Regions from separate parts of the Homo sapiens genome. Here regions 2 and 3 are each linked to region 1. A link is an interaction called in ENCODE POLR2A ChIA-PET data of the cell type or tissue named here. Cell type or tissue: PC-9. All regions are shown on one strand. Each heading gives the region's core, and the rest is flanking DNA. Links, peaks and the distances in the headings are about the cores only.

Evidence for each region. Peaks named below come from ENCODE experiments on the same cell type or tissue, not always from the same donor. Only the 100,000 strongest peaks of a DNase experiment are listed, where the experiment ranks them.
Region 2: POLR2A ChIA-PET joins it to region 1 with 8 read pairs; 3 of 35 experiments call an interaction of 5 or more read pairs at or near these places.
Region 3: POLR2A ChIA-PET joins it to region 1 with 10 read pairs; 1 of 35 experiments calls an interaction of 5 or more read pairs at or near these places.

Annotation. Positions count from the first base shown.
Region 1 is chr5:1,126,443-1,133,696 of GRCh38, reverse strand. LOC107986396 (a long non-coding RNA gene) reads left to right here and starts at 1,261. Exons shown (of 2, transcript XR_001742547.2): 1 at 1,261-3,169; 2 at 3,281-3,653. It also overlaps a transcript of SLC12A7 not described here. RefSeq lists enhancers at 1,700-2,233, 3,836-4,369, 4,904-5,437. In PC-9, for the core only: CTCF peaks have their summits at 2,921 and 3,126; DNase peaks (open chromatin) are centred at 2,946 and 3,846; H3K4me3 peaks cover 1,352 bases; H3K27ac peaks cover 1,765 bases.
Region 2 is chr5:926,680-933,933 of GRCh38, reverse strand. No RefSeq gene overlaps it. Among named protein-coding and RNA genes, the nearest start is that of TRIP13, 37 kb to the right of the region's middle. RefSeq lists silencers at 4,273-4,449, 6,735-6,794. In PC-9, for the core only: no CTCF peak of the experiment used is centred there; a DNase peak (open chromatin) is centred at 2,953; H3K27me3 peaks cover 1,610 bases.
Region 3 is chr5:1,324,614-1,331,867 of GRCh38, reverse strand. It overlaps CLPTM1L (CLPTM1 like), which reads left to right. Exons shown (of 17, transcript NM_030782.5): 8 at 1-69; 9 at 1,485-1,588; 10 at 6,052-6,117; 11 at 7,055-7,105. Among named protein-coding and RNA genes, the nearest start is that of CLPTM1L, 17 kb to the left of the region's middle. RefSeq lists a cis regulatory region at 1,143 and enhancers at 1,071-1,215, 3,106-3,718, 3,719-4,333, 6,186-6,686. In PC-9, for the core only: no CTCF peak of the experiment used is centred there; DNase peaks (open chromatin) are centred at 3,562, 4,227, 4,494 and 4,780; H3K4me3 peaks cover 52 bases; H3K27ac peaks cover 2,171 bases.

The DNA.
Region 1 (7,254 bases), core at 2,901-5,400:
TCACCGAGGGGCGCACGTCCAGCCTCCCGTCTCTGACAGTGCTTTGGGATGACACCCAGCAAGCATGCCGGCCAGCAAGCGTCAGCGTCAGCAGCAGCCACAGCGGCCTACCAGTATTTGGGATTGTTCTCTCCACCCACAGTCAACCCCAGACAGCACTGTGTGGGGTCCCCCTCGCATCTCTTGCCTTAAGTCCTGTCGACGGAAAGAACAGGCACCTCATGGCTCTGCCCCCACCTCACCCAGCCCTCTCCCCCAGGACCAGCAGGGCAGGGTTTCCAGGGAGCTGTGTGCATTTGAAAATCCTCCACTCCTGGAGGAGGTGGGGCTGACGGGATTCAAGCTGGGGTCTGAAGATCCTGAGGAGGTCGGGGGGTTGGGGGGAGCTCTTGCCCACATGTGCGACTCCCAGCCATTAGCCCAGCGCAGGGCGCCTGGTTAAATTTGTTTCAAACTAACACAAATAATTCTTAGTAGAAGCAGCTGGGTGCGGTGGCTCATGTCTGTAATCTCAGCACTTTGGGAAGCCAAGCCTGGCAGATCACTTGAAGTTGGGAGTTCGAGACCAGCCTGGCCAACATGGTGAAACTCCGTCTACCAAAAATACAAAAATTAGCTGTGTGTGGTGACGCACGCCTGTAATCCCAGCTACTTGGGAGGTTGAGGCAGGAGAATCACTTGAACCCAGGAGGCAGAGGTTGCAGTGAGCCAAGATCCAAGATCACGCCCCTGCACCCCAGCCTAGATGACAGAGCGAGACTGTCTCAAAAATAAATTCTTAGTAGAAGCAATATTTGGGTCACACTACATCAAAATAAAATTCATCATTTATCTGAAATTTGTGCTGGGCCGAGTGCCCGTGTCTTATCCGGCAGCCCTACCAGGTCCTTTGGCCATGGACACTGCAGTGCAGTTCTTGGGAGGCGGTGCTGGCCCCAAGGCTCCAGAGGGAAGCAAGCTGGGCACACGCCTCTTAGGAGGGGCCGGAGCACGCCAAGGAGATGTTCTGGGGACATTAGGATGATCTCAGGAAGCTGAGGGGGAAAGCTGGCCCTGGAATGGTCCAGAAGGCAGGCAAGGGTTCTTCATGAGTCAGGGCCCCCTGGAAGGGAAGGGACAGAAAACAGCCCGGGTGTTAGTTCAAAAAAGAAAAGAAAAAAGAACTGTTACCAGAAAGGGGCCCCAATCCAGACGACCCCCAAGAGAAGGTTCTTGGACCTCACACAAGAAAGAATTGGAGGTGAGTCCATAGAGTATAAAGTGAAAGTAAGTTTATTAAGAAAGTGAAGGGATGAAGAATGGCTCCCCGACCAAGGACACTTACTGTTACTTCTTCATTATGCGCTGAACAAGGGGTGGATTTTTCATGAATTTTCCAGGAAAGGGGTGCAAAATTCCCAGAACTGTGGGCTCCTCCCCTTTTTAGGCCATAGAGGGTAGCTTCCCGACGTTGCCGTGGCCTCTGTAAACTGCCACCGTGCTGGTAGGAGTGTCTCTTAGATGCTAATGCATTCGAATTAGCGTGTAATGAGCAGTGAGGACAACCAGAGGTCACTTTCATGCCGCCTTGGTTTTGGTGGGTACTGGGTATTGGATGGCTTCCTGACCACAACTTGTTTTATTAATAAGGTTTTAACGACCTGCCTCTTGCGCGGTCGTCCCGTCTCACCTTGTGACTGAGAATCCCTAAGCTCCTGGGAATGCAGCGCAGCAGGCCTCAGCCTCATCAGACCCAGCCCCTGTTCAAGATGGAGTCACTCTGGTTCAAACGCCCCTGACAGAACCAGGGGCAGTGAGCTTTGCCGTGTACACAGCCAGGGCGCTGGGCCCCACCTGGGAAGCTGCTCCTGGCAGGCATTGCCCTACCTCCCAGGAGGATCACCTTGCTTACTGAGCCCTTCCACAGCACAGGCCACAAAAGGAGCCCCTTTCCCGTGTCCTGGACGAGGATCTGGGAACCCACCCCAGACAAGCCATGGCTAGGCAAGGCTCTGGGGATTGGCCTGACTCAGGGTCTCAGTCCCAGCAGCCGTTCCAGGGTGGATTCTGGGGGCCCCAAGGGAGGCAGCCCTAGCGCCTGGTTAGGGACCCGGAGAGGTCAGGTGAGGCCCCCAACACCAGGCAGGAGAGGTGGTCCTGGCAGGTTGCCCGGAGCATGCCCTCTGGGAGGTCCTCAGGGCTTGTGTTGACCACCAGGGCCGGTGCCTGCTTCCGACAGCGTGGCGGCCGTGCAGGACTGTGCCTCAGGTGCTAGGATTGTGTAGAATCCTGAGTTTCTGGAACCATCTGCCTGTTGCACCAATACCGGCTCCCTCCCCCACACCCTTCAGCAGCTGCTGAGGCTGAGGTGCCAAAAGGAGGGGCCCAGGAATGCCCCTGTCTGCAAGTGGTGCCAGGCCCCAGCCTCTGGGTGACTCTTGGCAAGGAGCAGGACGGCCGGGAGGGACGGTGTCCCTGCACATCCCCATGGGCCCCTGCAAGTCCCCGTGAGTCCGAGCGTGTCCCCACGTGTCCCCGTGAGTCCCCTAGCGATCCGGGACGTCCCTGTGAGTCCCTGTGTGTCCCTGCGAATACAGGCGCTGAGCTCTGAGTCTCTGTTTTGCTTTGATTAGGCCTCCATCTCCTAGTCCAGGCCTTGCTACCCTCCCCCAGGCCTCACCCTGGAAACACCACCCCCTCCCTGTTCTGTGTCCTGGGACCCCATCTCCTAGGTGGGCCCCCAGCAGCCCTCAGACCACCCTCCGACGTGAGGTTCTGTCAGGGAACCCTGTGCTACTCCAATGTTGTCCCCAGGGCTTACTCCCTGAGCTGCCTCCCGGCTCAGACTGGCCCAGCCGCTCCCCTTGGCCGGAAGGAGACTGCATGGGCTGTGCTGAGCTCAGCCTCCTCCTCTTTCCGCTTCTGCCACCCTCCCACCACCCGCCCACCTGCGTCTGTGCTGGGTTTCCCTGGCAGGAGCTCTGTGCACCTGTCCAGGTGTGTCTGCTGGAAGCTCCCGCTGCTCCCTCTGGGCAGGCACAGGTGCACCTGCAGGCCCAGGGAAGAATGCAGCACGCCCTCCCTCCCTGCTGCCCCCACCCTGGCTAAGGAGGTGAGGGGACCTGCGCGGGCAGCCGCCCTGGCTAAGGAGGTGAGGGGACCTGCGCGGGCAGCCGCCCTGGCTAAGGAGGTGAGGGGACACGCGTGTGCAGCCGTGGGCAGGGCTGTGGGAGGCCCCAGGTGGCCTCTCCTGGGGTGGGGTGGGGGCGGGGCTTTCATTCAGCCTCTCTTCCTCCCACAGCTCAAGCTCTGGGAAGGCCAGGTCTTTGCTCCTCTGCCCAGACGCAGATGCAGGTGCACCCTGGGTCCTCCTGTCCTCGCTGGGTGTTGAGCGGAGACAGGAGGTGCCTGCCCAGGTCCCTTGTCCTGAGAGTGCCTCCTCCCAGCCAGCCTCGCCCGGTGGGGTCCTGCAGGTTACGACTGAAGCGAGTGGTGCGGCTTCTGGAAGATTCTGGAGGGTCCTGGGCTGCCCGGGAGGCTGCTTGATGGGGGTGGTGGAAAAGGGGCCCCCACAGCTAATACTCCTGTAAACCAAACGGGTGCAATTCTGGGTGATTTTCCGCAGATTTTTCTGAACCACATCCAGAAGTAAAGTCGTGGAGGAGATATCAAAACTTCTTGGGTATCTAAACTTCCTCTTTCAGGGGAAGAAGCAGAGGTAGCTTTGACTGCCCCAGCTGGCCAGGGCGTCCCTTGAGCTCTGACCCCTGACCCTCTGGCTCCTCACCTGGGAGTCAGGTGATGGCTTCACGCCCAGGACACAATGGGCTGTGCAGTTTCCAGCTCTGACGGCAGCAGGGCGTTCTTTTCCTCTTGAATCACCAGGTTTCGGGTCAGCAGTGTCGAGAGCCCGGCTCCAAGGTGCTTCTGAACGGTAATCTCAGCCGGGATCTTTTCTTCCTGTTTAATCATATCCAGAAATTACATCCCATCAGGGTGACCCCTGTGACTTTTTCCGTGAAACAGTGGGTGCCCCAGGTGTTCCCGTGTTCATCCGCGTGAGGGCTTTGGAAACCTTGCCAGGGATGCCTGAGCAAGTGTGTCTCTCGGGGGTTGGCCGATGCCCCAGCTGGGCTCCTGGAGCCGCCCTCCACCCTGTCGCCTGGGACGCTGTGGTTTCCCTGGTCCTGGTCCTGGTCCTGGGCGTCACAGGAAAGCTGAGGGGGCCAGGAGGGGAGGGCGCCTGGTTCTGTCCCTTACGCTAGGGGAAGCCCGGAACTTTCTCTGGCCCTTGTGGGCCTGGGATGCTCGGGACACTCCTGGTGGCCCATGGCCACCTCCTTGCCTTGGGTGGCTGCTAAGGCTCTGTGAGACTGGACTTCGGAGGTGGGGGTGTTACCTGAACGTCCTGCCCACCTCCGACTTTCACTTGGAGCCAGGAGGCGTTGTACCCTGCAACAGCTCAGCCCTTGGGGATGCACAGAGGGGCCGGCAGCAGTGGCGGCTGGCTGAGGGAGGCCTCTTGGAGGGGTGTCCTCGTGTGTCTAGGAGAGACGTGGCTGTCCCCCTGGCCTGGCAGGCCCTAGGCAGCAGCTGTGACCGAGGTTTGAGGAGAGGGACTTCTAGAGGCCATCAGACTTGGGATCCCAGGGGTGCTCCCAAGCCTTGCAGGGGATCCCAGGAGTGCTCCCAAGCCTTGCAGGGGCAGCGGGGTATGCTTGGCCATCAGGGAAAGCTGAAAGCAGAGCTGGCAGGTGTGTTGGACGCACATGGGGATGGAGCACGTGGCAGGGAGCCGCGTGACTGAGGGTCCAGCTTGTGTGGGTGGATGGTGGGAGTGGGTCTGGTTTCTGCATGTGTGTGCACATATGTGTGTATGCAAACATGTGATCCATTCTAGGAAAAGGCTGGAAGCCGTGTAGAGACCAGGCAGGCACTTGGGGCCACTCCCATTGGTGTGCACGCATGCACACACACACGCACACATACATGCACACACGTGCACACATGCTCCGCTGCAGCCTGTCAGGACTGGTGGTCACAGGGCAGACCCAATACCCATGGGCCACCTGGTCTGTACCAGTCTCACTAGCCACCGCACCTGCTGAGCCTGTTGTTTATCAAATATTTACTGAGCCCCAGAGGTCTCAGAGTGTTGGGGGCTGGGCAGCACTTTTCCTCCCTATGAGAAGATGAATTCTAGAACCTTCCATCAACCACATGAGGAAGGAAACCCCTGTTGGGGGCTCCATCTGTACCCAGGCATGCTCCAGGGTCACTGGGTCCGCGTGAGATGTCCCATCCTGCCTCCATGCATTGCTGGTGGCTTTTGTTTGTCTGAGTCTGGCTTCATTTCCTGGAGCGAGGCCACCAGTTTCCACTGGGCCTGACTGCTCCGTGAGAGCTCGTCCTGGGATTTGGCTCTTGTGCTGCAGATCAGCGGGAGTTTACCTGGCAACTTGGATCCAGCAACCCTGGTCCCACAGGAGCTGGAGCGGACTTCCCGCCAGGTTGAGACCACAGGTGCAGGGGAAGGGGCGAGAGTGTTCCTCAGGCACCCACCTCCCAGCCACGCCCACTCCCAGCCTGCCTTAAGGATGAGATCTGTTTCCTCAGTGAACTTGCCCCAGTGCATGGCGTGAGAAGCTAAATGACACACATCCTACATTCACTGCTTCTGGAATAACCAGAGATCACGCGCCTGTCACCACCCCCAGATGAAAACCAGGACGTCGCAGCCCTGGAGAATCTGAGCCACTCTTGGGACACTTTCCTGGGGTGTGGGCATCTCCTCGTGCTTTATCTTCCCTTCCTTGATGACAAGTGCTAATTTGATAACAGGAGATGTGCAAAATTACTTCTTTTTTAAAATTCTCTGAAAGACTTCAATGTAACTGGTATTATTTCTTCCTTCAGTGTTTGGAAAAGTTTACCAGTGAGTCTGTGTGGCCCTGAAGGTTTTATGTGCAGGAGGGGGGCAAAGTTAAATCAAGGATTTAATTTCTTCATGAGACATAGTACTATTCAGAGCTTCTGTTTCTTTTTGTATGGATTTTGGAGAATGTGTCTATTTTATCTCCATTTACAAGATCGTTATCACAGAGTTATCTGTGGTATTTGTATATCCATCAGTTTCCTCGGACTGCTGTGATCACCACACACTGTGGCTTCACAGATCTGCCTTCTCAGTGGTGGAGAAAGGAAATCTGAAGTCCAGGTGTGGGCAGGGCTGCACGCCCTCCGGAGGCTCTAAAAGAGGCTCCTTCCTGCCCCTTCCAACTTCTGCGGCTCCAGGCATCCCTGGGTCTGTGGCCCCATCGCCTCAGCCTCTGCCTCCATCTCTGTGGCCCTTGCCTTTTGCCTCTCCTCTGTGGCCTCAAAGCTGTCCATATAAGGACATCAGTCGGCCAGGCGTGGTGGCTCACGCCTGTAATCCCAGCACTTTGGGAGGCCAAGGCAGGTGGATCACGAAGTCAAGAGATCGAGACTATCCTGGTCAACACAGTGAAACCCCGTCTCTACTAAAAATACAAAAATTAGCTGGGCGTGGTGGCGTGTGCCTGTAGTCCCAGCTACTTGGGAGGCTGAGGCAGGAGAATCACTTGAACCTGGGCGGTGGAGGTTGCAGTGAGCCGAGATTGCGCCACTGCACTTCAGCCTGGCAACAAAGCAAGACTTCGTCTAAAAAAAAAAAGACATCAGTCATTGGATTGAGAGCCCACACCCTACTCCAGGATGACCTCATCTTCATGATGTGGTCCCAACTGCAAGGAGCCACCTCCCAGTCAGGACATTCACAGGTACCTGTGTTAGAACTTCAACATATCCTTCTGGGGAAGCCCAGCTCAACCCACTCCACTACCTTTATACTTTTGCAGGATCTACAGTGGTGACTCGTCCCTTAAGCACGGTTTCAGCTGCATCTTATGGTTTCGATAGGTTGTATTTTCATTATAATTTAGTTCGACAGAAAACTAAATACAGCATGTTCTCACTTATAAGTGGGAGCTAAACGATGAGAACGCATGGACACATAGAGGGAAACAACACAGCCTGGGGCCCACTTGAGGGCAGAGAGTGGGAGGAGGGGAAGGATCAGGAAAGATAACTAATGGGTACTAGGTTTAATACCTGAGTAATGAAATAATCTGTACAACAAACCCCATGACACAAATTTACTTGTGTAATAAACGTGAATATGTACCTCTGAAACTTAAAACACAAAACAAAAACCAAAAACAAATCAGAAGAAAAAAACTAAACAATTTAAAATGT
Region 2 (7,254 bases), core at 1,786-4,285, 200 kb after region 1:
CTGTAGCCCCTTTCTTTTGCCCAATTTCTTCCATTTGGAATGGAAGCATTTACCCAATGCCTATACCCCCATTATATCTTGGAAGTAACTATTTTTTATTTTACAGGATCATAGCTGGAAGGGACTTATCTTGTCTCAGATAAGACTTTGGACTGTGGAGATTTCAGTTAATGCTAAAATGAGTTAAGACTCAGGGACTGTTGAGAAGGGATAATTGCATTTTGCAATGTGAGAAGGACGTAAGCTTTGGGAAGGGCCAGGGGTCAAATTTTGTGGTTTAGATTTGTGTACCCACCCAAATCTCATGTTGAATTGGTGAGAGGCCTGGTGGGAGGTGACTGAATCCAGGGGGCTGACTTCCCCCTTGCTGTTCTCATGATAGTGAGTTTTCATGAGATCTGAAAGTTTTAAAGTGTGTGGTACTTCCCCCGTCACTCTCTCTCTCCTGCTCCACCATAGGAAAATGTGCGTTGCTTCCCTTTCACCTTCCACCATGATTATAAGTTTCCTGAGGCCTCCCAGTCATGCTTCCTGTTAAGCCTGCAGAACTGAGTCAATTAAATCTTCTTTCTTCATAAATTACCCAGTCTCTGATAGTTCTTTATAGCAGTGTGAAGACAGACTAATATAATTAGAAAGTACACAGAGACCTAACTTTAGGTTCATTTCCAGAAGAGGGCCTGACCTGCTGCTCAGGGGTTAGTATTTCTTGCTTAGTCTTGTCTTTCTCATGGAGACACAGGCATACACACTTTCTCCATCTTCACATCCAGCTTCACTAATGGGTCATACTTTCCTTTCATTCCAAAATTTAAGCCAAATAAAAACTAGCCAGAACATTGGGCAATTGTTCTCCAAAAGGGAAATAAAAGAAGTCATTTATCTCAGCAGAAAGTATAACAACTCTGTTATGAGTTTATGGGTGAACCCAGGAATTGCCTTCCCTTTGGATCACCCCTTATGGCTCTAGTTCTGCCCAGAAACAGAAGGTTCAAGCCCTGGCCAACCAAAGCCAAGAGCTGCCCTCAGTCCTCATTCCTTGCTGGAAAACGGGCAGCCATATCCTTTTTCACAGAGGTGCAGAGGTCAAGTTAGTCACAGCTCAGCTCAGGATGTGGTTCTGAGGAGGCGACTGACAGGTGGCAATCGTCACTGATGCCTTGTTGCTGTTCTTCTCCAGTGACCATCGTCAGCCTCTGATTTATTCCCAGGCACCAGCAGCCAGGCTTCAGTCATCAGCCTTGCCCAGCTGAACACAGCTCCTGCTCTTGGACAGAGGAGGGTGGGTTTCAGGAGGGCAGCCACTCAGTCCCGCAGCTCGGGCCCAGGCTACCATGCTTCCTCTGGGCAGACCACTCTGTCCCTCAGTGAGCAGAGGGCTGGCATGTTAATGTCCCACTTGGAATTACTGAATTGACTCCCATCATCCTTGTATTCCTCTCTCTGTTCCTTCCCAGGACATAGCAATGCCTGAAGGGAGGAGCCTGTCCATGCCATCTGCCCCTCAGACACCAGCTCCGGCGGCGTGGATGCTGCTGCCTTCCAGGTGGCTGGGAGCCCGCTCTCACGTTTGGGGGTTAATGTCTGTGGAAAGGGAGGGTGCCCAGTTCACATGGGATTTTGCTCCCCTGACACAGAACGCAAGGATGCTGTGAGCTGAGAGTGAAGTCATTGTCCACCTCCCAGGGGCCACACTGCAGGTCCAAGTACAGAAAAGAGAGTGTCTTAAAGGAAGCCTTTGACTCTCTTTGGCTGAGTTTATGGAAAGGAAAATGAATCAAGCCCAAAATGGCCAGTAATGGCAGGGTCATTATTCCTTAAATGAAGCTCCACCTGCCTTTCCAACGAGGCAAGAACCAAATGCGTCCTTTGAAAGGAGGGCTCAGAGGTGCGGGTGCAGAACCCCATGCTCTCTTGAAGCGGTGTGGCCTGTCCCCAAACTGAGAGTCCCCATCTTCAAAACGGAGAGTTTGGTCACTTGAATTTTGTTGACATTTCTTACCTTGGGAAGCAGCTGGCTTCGTGCTGTTCGAAGTTGACCTCCTTTGCTCCAGATGGGAAGTGCCCCCAAAGCTGGCATGAACAGCTGTCACTCCCTAAGAAACTGCAGCTTTTTCTGAGGGCGGGAGCAGGTGCTCACCGATTTCCTTCTGTGGCGTGATCCTGAAGGAGCTAAGAGCCCACCACCCCAAAGGCATTGCTCTGGCTTTAAGCTGATCGCCATTCCATGTCTTAAAAGCAGGAGACGAAATTCTCATGTGAAAGATGCCCTCCCCATACGTTTGGGAAAGCATCTTTCTTATCAACAGTGGGAGGCCCAGACCCAGAGAGATTTCAGCATAGCCTCCTTAAAATCACTCTTCTTGGCAGCCTCCGCACACAATGTATTTTTCACAGCTTACTACTCCACCTCCAATTCAGGGTGCACAAAAGTTCTTTGAAAAGGAATGTAGAGGAAAGACTATTCCTATGAACAGTTTGTGAAGTGGGAGATGCTGCCTTCAGCGTAAAACCAGGATGCTTTCCAGAGAACAAAGAGAGGGTCCAGCTTTTATACTGAAAGTTCTCACATAGGTTCGCTTATGCAAATGAAAAATTCAAACTTCCTGTGTTCTGATGGGTTGGTTCAGGGGAGCTCTGGAAGTCCCAAAGTTTAACAGAGGTATGGGATTTCAAGGAACTCCGGGTACCCGTGTGACCTCTAGTCAGCAAACGGTCACTGGGCTCTATGAGGATTTAGGGCCGGTGAGCCACTAGAGATCCACCCATCCACTTCTTGCAAGTCCTGTTTGCTCACATGGGTGTGAGTGTCCAACTCTGTGGCTTTAGGGCATTCCTTCCATGGGAGGCTCTCCCACCATATAGAGCTTCCTTTAAATAAGCTTCCGTGCTTTCCTCCTGTTGATCTTTCTGCGTCAGTTAAATTCTCCGGTGCAGCCTGAGAGTCTGTACACAGGTGATCATATTCACAGGTTAATGTGCTCACAGGTGAATGTACGGGGAGGTGAATGTGTTCACAGGTGAATGTACTGGGATTAAATGTGCTCACAGGTGAATGAATGTACTGGGAGGGGAATCTGTCACAGGTGAATGTACTGGAAGGTGAAGGTGCTCACAGGTGAATGTACTGGGAGATGAAGGTACTCACAGGTGAATGTACTGGGAGGTGAAGGTACTCACAGTGAATGTACGAGTAGGTTATGTGCTCACAGGCGAATGTACTGGGAGGTGAAGGTGCTCACAGGTGAATGTACCAGTAGGTTATGTACTCACAGGTGAATGTACTGGGAGGTGAAGGTGCTCACAGGTGAACACATTTGGAGGTGATGGTGCTCACGGTGGAAGTATTTGGAGTATACCTGTGTATGTCTGTTCTTGCAGTGCTCTAAATACCTGAGAAATCTTACAATCATTGTGGAAGTCTAAGGGGAAGCAGGCACATCTTCACTTGACCAGAGCAGGAGGAGGAGAAAGAGAGGGTAGGTGCCATATGCTTTTTAACAGATCTCATGAGACCTCTATGAGAACATCAGCCAAGGAAGAAATCAGCTCCCACGATCCAATCACCTCCCACCATGCTCCACCTCCAGCTTTGGGGATTACAATTCAACATGAGGTTTGTGTGGGGACACAAATCCAAACCATATCATTTCACCCCTGGCCTCTCCCAAATCTCATGTCCTTCTCATATTGTAAAATAAATCATCCCTTCCCAACTGTCCCCCAAAGTCTTAAGTCAGCACTAACTTAAAAGCCCAAGTCCAAAGTCTCATCTGAGACAAGGCAAATCCCTCCTTCCCCTGAGCCTGTAAAATAAAAAACAAATTAGTTACTTCCAAGATACAATGGAGGCACAGGCACTGAGTAAATGCTCTCATTCCAAGTGGGTTAAATCGGTCGAAAGTGAGGGGCTACAGGCCCAATGCAAGTCTGAAACCTAGCAGGGCAGCCATTAATATATTAAAGCTCTGAAATGATCTCCTTTGACTCCATGTCTGACATCCAGATCATGGTGATGCAAAGGGTGGGCACCCATGGCATTGGGCAGTTCTGCCCCTGTGGCTCTGCAGGGTACAGCTCCCATGGTTGTCTTCACAGGCTGTTGTTGAGTGCCTGCAGCTATTCCAGGTGCATGGTGCAAGCTGTCAGTGGATCTACCATTCTGAGGTCTGCAAGACAGTGGCCCTCCTCTGACAGCTCCACTAGGCAGTGCTGCAGTGAAGACTCTGTGTGGGGGCTCCAACCCCACATTTCTCCTCTGCACTGCCCTAGTAGAGGTTCTGCATGAGGGCTCTGCCCCATACCAGACTTCTGCCTGAACATCCAGGCATTTCCATGTATCTTCTGAAATCTAGGCAGAAGTTCCCAAATCTCAACTCTTGACTTCTGTGCACCTGCAGGCCCCACACCATGTGGAAGTCACCAATGCTTGGGCCTTGCACCCTCTGAAGCCATGGCCCAAGTTGTACCTTGGCCCCTTTTAGCCACAGCTGGAGCTGGAGCAGCTGGGACACAGGGCACCATGTCCTGAGACTGTACAGAGCTAGCTGGGCTCTGGGCCTGGCCCATGAAACCATTTTTCCCTCCTAGGTCTCTGAGCCTGTGATGGGTAGGGCTGCTGTGAAGATCTCTGACATGCCCTGAAGACATTTTCCCATTGTCTTGGTTATTAACATTTGGCTCCTCTTTACTTATGCTATACAAATTTCTGCAGCAGGCTTGAATTTCTCCTTAGAAAATGGGTTTTTCTTTTTCTACAACAAGGCTGGGCTGCAAATTTCCCAAACTTTTATGCTCTGCTTCCCTTTTAAATACAAGTTCCAGTTTCAGATAATCTCTTTCTTCACACATATGAGTGTACACTTTTAGAAACAGCCAGATCACCTCTTGAAAGCTTTATTGCTTAAAAATTTCTTCTTCCAGATACCCTAAATCATCTCTCTCAAGTTCAAAGTTCCATAGATCTCTAGGGCAGGGGCAAAATGTCACCAAATTCTTTGCTAACGCATAACAAAAGTGACTTTTTCTCTAGTTTCCAATAAGTTCCTCATCTCCATCTGCGATCACCTCAGCCTGGACTTCATTGTCCATATCATTATTCAGCATTTGGGTCACAACAATTTAACAAATCCCTAAGAAATTCCAAACTTTCCCTTATCTTCCTGTCTTCATCTGAGCCCTCCACACTCTTCCAACCTTTACCTGTTACCCAGTTCCAAAGTCACTTCCATATTTTCAGGTATCACTACAGCAATGCCCACTCCTAGGTACCAATTTTCTGTATTAGCCATTCTCCCATTGCTATAAAGAACTGCCTGAGACTGGTTTATTTATTTATTTATTTAGAGATGGAGTTTTGCTCTTGTTGCCCAGGCTGGAGTACAGTAGCACGATCTTGGCTCACTGCAACCTCTGCCTCCTGGGTTCAAGTGATTCTCCTGCCTCAGCCTCCTGAGTAGCTGGGATTACAGGCGTCCGCTATCACCCCTGGCTAATTTTTTGTATTTTTAGTAGAGACAGGGTTTCATCATGTTGGCCAGGCTGGTCTCGAACTCCTGACCTCAGGTGATCCACCCGCCTCGGCCTCCCAAAGTGCTGGGATTACAGGCTACGGCCACCACGCCCGGCCAAGACTGGATAATTTATAAAGAAAAGCAGTTTAATTGGCTCATGTTTCCACAGGTTGTAGAGAAAATATGGCTGGTGAGGTCTCAGGAAACTTACAATCATGGTGGAAGGTGAAGGGGAAGCAGGCATGTCTCCGCATGGCCAGAGCAGGAGGAAGATGGGGAGAGAGTCATGTACTTTTAAACAAGATCTCAGGAGAATTCTATCAGAACAGCACCAAAGGAGGAAATCAGCCCCCATGATCCAATCACCTCCCACCGACCCCCACCTCCAACACTGGGGATTGCAATTCGACATTAGAGTTGGGTGGGGACACAAATCCAAAGCATATCAACCTGTTTGTAGTATTCCGCTCCCTGGACATCATGAAGGCAGGAGTGAAATTCCAACACTAAAGGTCGGTGATGGTCTTCAAGTACTTACCTGTCGGTTCACTGGAGCAACTTTTAAGCATTGTAAATAGAGATCTGTTGAGGATGTCAGTGATGACGTCACCCAGTACTCTCTCTAGCCCCAAACACAACTGGATGTACGTTTTATAAGTTCTTAGATGGCTGTTGAGCAGTAGAAGAAGATATCCTAAAAAGCCTCCTGGCTTAAGCACATTTTTTAAAAAACTAACACATCAGTGTAAAATAATATTTTGTTAGTACTCATCGATAACGAAATCAGCTCTGAGCAGATTCTCCCAGTGAAGGCGTCCCTGCTCTGGCTCGCGAGGACGTGAAGCCTGCGGGGGCAAAGGCCGGAAGGAGAGGCTGCCAGAAAAGGCCAGGGGAGAGGCTGGGGTAAAGGATGGGAGGAGGGAGGCCAGGAGGGGCTGGAACAGCAGGGCCGGTGCAGTCAGTCGCTGGCCCAAGGGAAGCCCCAGGTCGCTGGGCTAGGATTGTGTCTTGGATTTGGGGTCCTGGCCTGGATTTGGGGTTGCAGGTTGGATTTGGGGTCCTAGCCTGGATTTGAGGTCCTGGCCTGGATTTGGGGTCGTGGCCTGATTTGGGCTCCTGGCCTGGATTTGGGGTCGCCCCAGCGCCACCCGCGCCCACCCAGAGCCGCGGAGAACAGGGCTTCGGGACAGGTCTGGAAGCCGGTGAGGCTGGGGGCGAGGGCTTCGTGGACTCGGTGCGTGGGGTGGGGCCAGTTCCGTGGCTTCCAGGGTCCTGGGCGCGGGTGTAGACGCAGCCTCCCGCACTAGGGGGCGGTCACACCCTGCCTGGCCTGGGGCGGGGCCCGAGTCCCCGCGAAGCCGCCCTCGGAGCGGCCCTGACGCAGCCCCCAGGCTCGCCCGGTCCCTCCTGGCCTCGGGCACACGGGGCTGCCAGGCGCGGGCGCCATCCAGCCGTTCCTCCCTTTCCGCCGGTTCCCGCCGGGTGCCTCGCAGGGCCGGCAAGTCCGCGTTCCCGGGGAAATATTCGGAGAGCGCTTCTCCAGCTGATGGCAGGAAGAAATAACCCTGAGCAACAGGGAAGCCGAGGGCGCGGGAACACAGCGCCGCGTGGCTCCGGAGGCTCTGGGTGCCTTCCCTCCCCAGGAAACGCTGCCGAGTAGGTAGAAAACACTAAATAAAAGCCACGTGTGGAGTGTGAAGAGCTCTGGGAAGGTTTTCATAGAGGACACCAAGATGACAGA
Region 3 (7,254 bases), core at 2,427-4,926, 200 kb before region 1:
TGGCCTTTAAAAATGACATCAGTTTCTGGAAGAAGAAGAAGAGCATGATCGGCATGTCCACCAAGGCAGGTAGGCCCCCCGAGCGTGGCCCTGCTCAGATACTCTGCCCCAGGGAGCTCACTGGAGCCTGCGGTAGAGGGCTGCCTGCCTCACTGCTGGCTGCAGACACAGCCCCGGGTGTGTGCTTGGCTCTTGAGAAGCCTCTGAGACCAGGCACCGTAAAGCCCAGGGAGCCGTTGCGGCAATTGTGGTGGGACCATCAGAGGCTGCACGGCTCAGGGCCTCCAGCGGCTGCACAGCTCAGGGCCTGGCTGCGGACTCTGGCGTGCATGGGGTCTGGGTCTGGGCTGTGGAGAGTGAGATGCATGGACCTCTCGAGCCTTCCCGGCTGCTCATGGGCGCTGAGCAGGGCTGGGGCCTCACATCCCCTGTCTTGGTTCCCTCGCCCCGTCCTCCCGCCGGTGTTCCTTCCCCGACCAGCGCAGGCCTGGGCGTGTGGGGCCTGCCAGGTGATGGCAGTTAATAGGCCCGTGGTGCTGTGCCCAGCAGTGACAGGCAGTGTGCAGCTGTTAGGTAGGGCAGTCAGGGACCCCTGAGGCCAGGCAGCCCAGGCAGGAGGCCTGCCAAGATCTGGGACCAGTGTTCCTGGCCAAGGGTGCCTGCCGTGGTTTAAGGGGCCCAAGTGAGTGAGGGGTCCTCCTGACCTTGCAGGGGTGGAGGTTGTCACAGTGGGGTGGGGAGCGGCGGTCTGGACAGGGGCGAGTGGTTGATGGGTGTGAGGACGAGGAGTGGGTGTGTCCTGTTGGTTAGGAGTGAGGAGCATTTGGCTCCAGTATCAGACCCGAACAAGTTGTTTTTCTCGCATGGAAAAGACGCCCAAGCAGGTGGCCCTGGCTGCCTGGGGGCCGTGCCGTGTTCTGCGTTGTTGTCTCCTAACCCTAATGCCTTTCCTGGCGTCCTGGGTTGGAGTGGCCAGCAGACAGTGGCTGTGGCCTTGACCACTGTTTGTCCTGTGGCTCCATGGATCTGCTTCCCCTGCTTGCCCTCAGGGCTTGCAGGAGGAGGAAGACGTGTTGAATAAGCTGGAGTGGTTCTTAAGGTACAGCTGGGGAGGAAACAAATCCAGACTTGAAAAGCCACGCACTTATCACAGAACTGGCATAAGACACGCCCGGAAGCAAAGCTGTGCTGGCCCCGTCATCCGACCTCTGCCCACGTTCCATGCTCATTTGCAAGTGTGGCTCAGACACGTGTTTGTGGAGCTGGTGTGGGGCCAGCTGTTCAGTTCAGCAGCCTTCCAAACACTTTCCTAGCTGCTGAATGCTTCATTGTTCTTTTTAAACGGGGTGACGTGGACTGGGGAGTACCTGAAGCTTCTTGGGCGTGGTGGGTTGGGATGGGGGACTGGGGGTATGTGTGTGACTTGGGGAACACAGGTGGGGTCTGCCCTGCACCCCCTCCCAGCCCGACCATCCTGTCCCCAGTGCTCTGGCGCTGCTTCAGCACCGTGGTCATCTTTCTGTTCCTGCTGGACGAGCAGACGAGCCTGCTGGTGCTGGTCCCGGCGGGTGTTGGAGCCGCCATTGAGGTGAGTTCCGGGCAGTGACCTGAACTGTCTGAGGTCCATGTGCCTCCACGCACTCAGGAAAGGCTTTCAGCCCCGGGACCTGAGACCTTCTGTGGAAGCCTGTGTGCTTGTTCCCGATGGCCTCAGTGTTCTGGAAGCTGTAGGATGGCAGGCAGTGGGTGTAAAGGCTTTGAACAAGTGGAGAGCAAGGAAATGCGTGTTCGGGTGGTATCAGCTCATGAGGCTCTGTCCACCAAGCAGTGGTGAGTCCTGAGGCCCTGTCCACCAAGCAGATAGTCCTGAGGCTCTGTCCACCAAGCAGTGGTGAGTCCTGAGGCCCTGTCCACCAAGCAGAGAGTCCTGAGGCCCTGTCCACCAAGCAGAGAGTCCTGAGGCTCTGTCCACCAAGCAGAGAGTCCTGAGGCTCTGTCCACCAAGCAGAGAGTCCTGAGGCCCTGTCCACCAAGCAGAGAGTCCTGAGGCCCTGTCCACCAAGCAGAGAGTCCTGAGGCTCTGTCCACCAGGCAGAGAGTCCTGAGGCCCTGTCCACCAGGCAGAGAGTCCTGAGGCTCTGTCCACCAAGCAGAGAGTCCTGAGGCCCTGTCCACCAGGCAGAGAGTCCTGAGGCCCTGTCCACCAGGCAGAGAGTCCTGAGGCCCTGTCCACCAGGCAGAGAGTCCTGAGGCCCTGTCCACCAGGCAGAGAGTCCTGAGGCCCTGTCCACCAAGCAGAGAGTCCTGAGGCCCTGTCCACCAAGCAGAGAGTCCTGAGGCTCTGTCCACCAAGCAGAGAGTCCTGAGGCTCTGTCCACCAAGCAGAGAGTCCTGAGGCCCTGTCCACCAAGCAGTGGTGAGTCCTGAGGCCCTGTCCACCAAGCAGAGGCCTGAGGCCCTGTCCACCAAACAGAGTGTTTTCATGTGCTTGAGAAATCCCACCATGTGCAAAGCAGAGGTGTAAACCGTGGGGCCTTGAGAGGCTCGTGCTGTGGCTGGAGATCTGAGCACAGCGGCCAGGTAGGCACTGACGGAAATCACTCGGTGCCCTGTGGTCCAGCCTTGGTTGTTCCGGAGCTCAGAAAAGCCGGCCAAAAGGGAGCCTCGTGGGGCAAGACCAGCTCAGGAGCAAACCCTTGAGGGGGGCGATGGCCTTCAGGGTGAGAGGGCCCAGGCTTAAGCCTAGCTCCTCACTGAGCTCTGTGCCACACCGGCAGGAGCCGGAGTCTGAGGTCTCTGCAGTTGGTGGCCCACCTGTGGGTGGGGGCCTCTGCGGCCGTCATGCCTGTAGAGGAGGAGCTGGATGCAATGTCTCTGTAGAGGAGGAGCTGTATGAAATGTGTCTGTAGAGGAGGAGCTGGATGGAATGTCCCTGTAGAGGAGGAGCTGGATGAAATGTGTCTGTAGAGGAGGAGCTGGATGGAATGTGTCTGTAGAGGAGGAGCTGGATGAAATGTGTCTGTAGAGGAGGAGCTGGATGCAATGTGTCTGTAGAGCAGGAGCTGGATGAAATGTGTCTGTAGAGGAGGATCTGGATGGAGTGTCCCTGTAGAGGAGGAGCTGGATGAAATGTGTCTGTAGAGGAGGAGCTGGATGGAATGTGTCTATAGAGGAGGAGCTGGATGAAATGTGTCTGTAGACAAGGAGCTGGAAGAAAACTGTCTGTAGAGGAGGAGCTGGATGAAGTGTGTCTGTAGAGGAGGAGCTGGATGAAATCTGTCTGTAGAGGAGGAGCTGGATGAAATGTGTCCGTAGAGGAGGAGCTGGATGAAATGTGTCTGCAGAGGAGGAGCTGGATGAAATGTGTCTGTAGAGGAGGAGCTGGATGGAATGTGTCTGCAGAGGAGGAGCTGGATGAAATGTGTCTGTAGAGGAGGAGCTGGATGGAATGTGTCTGTAGAGGAGGAGCTGGAAGAAATGTCCCTGTAGAGGAGGAGCTGGATGAAATGTGTCCGTAGAGGAGGAGCTGGATGAAATGTGTCCGTAGAGGAGTAGCTGGATGAAATGTATCCTGTAGAGGAGGAGCTGGATGGAATGTATCCTGTAGAGGAGGAGCTGGATGGAATGTGTCTGCAGAGGAGGAGCTGGATGAAATGTGTCTGTAGAGGAGGAGCTGGATGGAATGTGTCTGTAGAGGAGGAGCTGGATGGAATGTGTCTGTAGAGGAGGAGCTGGATGGAATGTGTCTGTAGAGGAGGAGCTGGATGGAATGTGTCTGTAGAGGAGGAGCTGGATGGAATGTGTCTGTAGAGGAGGAGCTGGATGGAATGTGTCTGTAGAGGAGGAGCTGGATGGAATGTGTCCGTAGAGGAGGAGCTGGATGGAATGTGTCTGTAGAGGAGGAGCTGGATGGAATGTGTCTGTCGAGGAGGAGCTGGATGGAATGTGTCTGTAGAGGAGGAGCTGGATGGAATGTCCCTGTAGAGGAGGAGCTGGATGAAATGTGTCTGTAGAGGAGGAGCTGGATGGAATGTGTCTGTAGAGGAGGAGCTGGATGGAATGTGTCTGTAGAGGAGGAGCTGGGTGGAATGTCCCTGTAGAGGAGGAGCTGGGTGGAATGTCCCTGTAGAGGAGGAGCTGGATGAAATGTCCCTGTAGAGGAGGAGCAGGATGAAATGTGTCTGTAGAGGAGGAGCTGGATGAAATGTGTCTGTAGAGGAGGAGCTGGGTGGAATGTGTCTGTAGAGGAGGAGCTGGATGAAATGTGTCTGTAGAGGAGGAGCTGGATGGAATGTCCCTGTAGAGCAGGAGCTGGATGGAATGTCCCTGTAGAGGAGGAGCTGGATGGAATGTCCCTGTAGAGGAGGAGCTGGATGAAATGTCCCTGTAGAGGAGGAGCTGGATGGAATGTCCCTGTAGAGGAGGAGCTGGATGAAATATGTCTGTAGAGGAGGAGCTGGATGGAATGTGCCTGTAGAGGAGGAGCTGGATGGAATGTGCCTGTAGAGGAGGAGCTGGATGGAATGTGTCTGTAGAGGAGGAGCTGGATGGAATGTGTCTGTAGAGGAGGAGCTGGATGAAATGTCCCTGTAGAGGAGGAGCTGGATGGAATGTGTCTGTCGAGGAGGAGCTGGATGAAATGTGTCTGTAGAGGAGGAGCTGGATGGAATGTGTCTGTAGAGGAGGAGCTGGATGGAATGTGCCTGTAGAGGAGGAGCTGGATGAAATGTGTCTGTAGAGGAGGAGCTGGATGGAATGTGTCTGTCGAGGAGGAGCTGGGTGGAATGTCCCTGTCGAGGAGGAGCTGGGTGGAATGTCCCTGTAGAGGAGGAGCTGGGTGGAATGTCCCTGTAGAGGAGGAGCTGGATGAAATGTCCCTGTGGAGGAGGAGCTGGATGGAATGTGTCCGTAGAGGAGGAGCTGGATGAAATGTGTCCGTAGAGGAGGAGCTGGATGAAATGTGTCCGTAGAGGAGGAGCTGGATGAAATGTGTCTGTCGAGGAGGAGCTGGATGAAATGTGTCTGTCGAGGAGGAGCTGGATGAAATGTCCCTGTAGGGGAGGAGCTGGATGAAATGTCCCTGTAGAGGAGGAGCTGGATGGATTGTCCCTGTAGAGGAGGAGCTGGATGAAATGTCCCCGTAGAGGAGGAGCTGGATGGAATGTCCCCGTAGAGGAGGAGCTGGATGGAATGTCCCCGTAGAGGAGGAGCTGGATGAAATGTGTCTGTAGAGGAGGAGCTGGATGAAATGTGTCTGTAGAGGAGGAGCTGGATGAAATGTGTCTGTAGAGGAGGAGCTGGATGGAATGTGTCTAGAGGAGGAGCTGGATGAAATGTGTCGGTAGAGGAGGAGCTGGATGGAATGTCCCTGTAGAGGAGGAGCTGGATGAAATGTGTCTGTGGAGGAGGAGCTGGATGAAATGAAATGTGTCTGTCGAGGAGGAGCTGGATGAAATGTGTCTGTAGAGGAGGAGCTGGATGAAATGTGTCTGTAGAGGAGGAGCTGCATGGAATGTGTCTGTAGAGGAGGAGCTGGATGGAATGTCCCTGTAGAGGAGGAGCTGGATGAAATGACGCTGGAGCTCCACAGGCAGGGTCCCTCCATAGGTACGAGTCACAGTGCCGTGCCCGGCTCTGGCACCCGTCCTGAGCTCCGTGGGTGATGCCTTCCAAGCATTTAGCCATGAGGTGGCGGCTCTCAGAGCGGTCCCAAAACTGGCTCCAGGGCTGCCCGAGTGGCAGGCAGAAGTAGGTGGGGGCTTATTTGGGTGCAGGCAGAGTGGCGTAAAGAACTGCCCTCACATGCTGTTTTTGTTGTCCGCTGGGCGGTGGCTGTGCAGCCCACCTGACCAGGTACGCCTGCCGTGTGTGGGTTAGAGGCCCAGGTCCAGCCTCCAGCGCTCTGGCCTGAGCTGTGGGAGGGACAGGAAGAGGACAGTGGGCTGCGCGGGGCCATGGGCAGCAGGTCCTACCCGTTACTGTCTGGGTCGTTCATTCGTGGCTCCTGGCCTTCGAATATTAAAGGAACTATTTCCTGATTTCTCCCCTCAGCTGTGGAAAGTGAAGAAGGCATTGAAGATGACTATTTTTTGGAGAGGCCTGATGCCCGAATTTCAGGTAGGATTTAGTTGTAATGGCTGAACCCCAAGCCTCTCTGAAGAGTGTGATTTTGCCCCCTGTGCAAAGAGTAAGATGGCCATCTGCAGATGAGTCACTGCGGGCCTCTGTCAGGGGAGCCTCCGTGGTGGAGGCAGCACTGGTTTCTGATCGCAGCCACTCTCTTCGCCTGAGGATTCCCCGGTCATATACCTAGTTCTGACCGTCTTCAGTGCAGACGGCAGCACTTCTGGGCCTGAGCCGGCCTCTGGGAGGAAGGATGCTGGCTGGCCAGCACGTGTGCTTCGTTTTGGCACCTTGTCCAGAGGCGCTCCCGAGGCTGGTGCTGACTGGGGTCCGTACAGTCCTGGCAGTCCTGAAGTGAGTGAGCCCCTGCCCTGAGCTGGTGGCTGCCCCAGTGCCTGGGCGCCCATAAGGCCCCTAGGCAGATGAGGGCTGGGGCAGAGCTGGAGTTGAATCTCAGTGCCCACGGATGGACCTTGATTGAGGCGGGGCCCTCAGCAGTCACAGGCTGAGATTTTCCATGCTGTGGGCAGGGGGGTCAGGAAGCCCAGCACACGCAGCGCAGCCACTGTGTTCCACCTTGCCCCATGGCTCCCGGCCGGCTGGTTCGGAGCAGTGTTGGCTGTGCCTGTGTGCTCTGCAGTGTTCTCACTGAAGCGGTGGCACTGAAAACTGAGCCACCTGAGCAAGGAACAGCAGTGAGGCCGCGTTGCCCCCATCAGGCTTGTGGGACCCAGGGCCAGGGTGAGGCGGGAAGGATCCATGCGGATCCCCGTCCTCTGGGTCCTCTCCTCGCCTGGTAGGGACCTGAGCGCCCTCTGTAGTGAGGCCTGGGTCAGCTCTGCAGCCATATGTGACGCCCCTTAGTCACAGCTCAGCTGTGCTCAGATCCTCCCTGAGTCTATTAATATCACTGTGTTGAATTTCACAACAGTTTGGCACTTACAGCGAATCTGAGAGGAAAACCGAGGAGTACGATACTCAGGTAAGTCACTTGTGATTCAGGGCACGTGCATGCCAGGCAAATCCAACACCCTCAAAGACGGGTCTTTTACTGTCATTGCTCAGTGCGGAAGTCTCCTTGGAGTACGGGTCAGCCCGCCTTGAGCAGGGATCCCAAGAGTGAACACATAA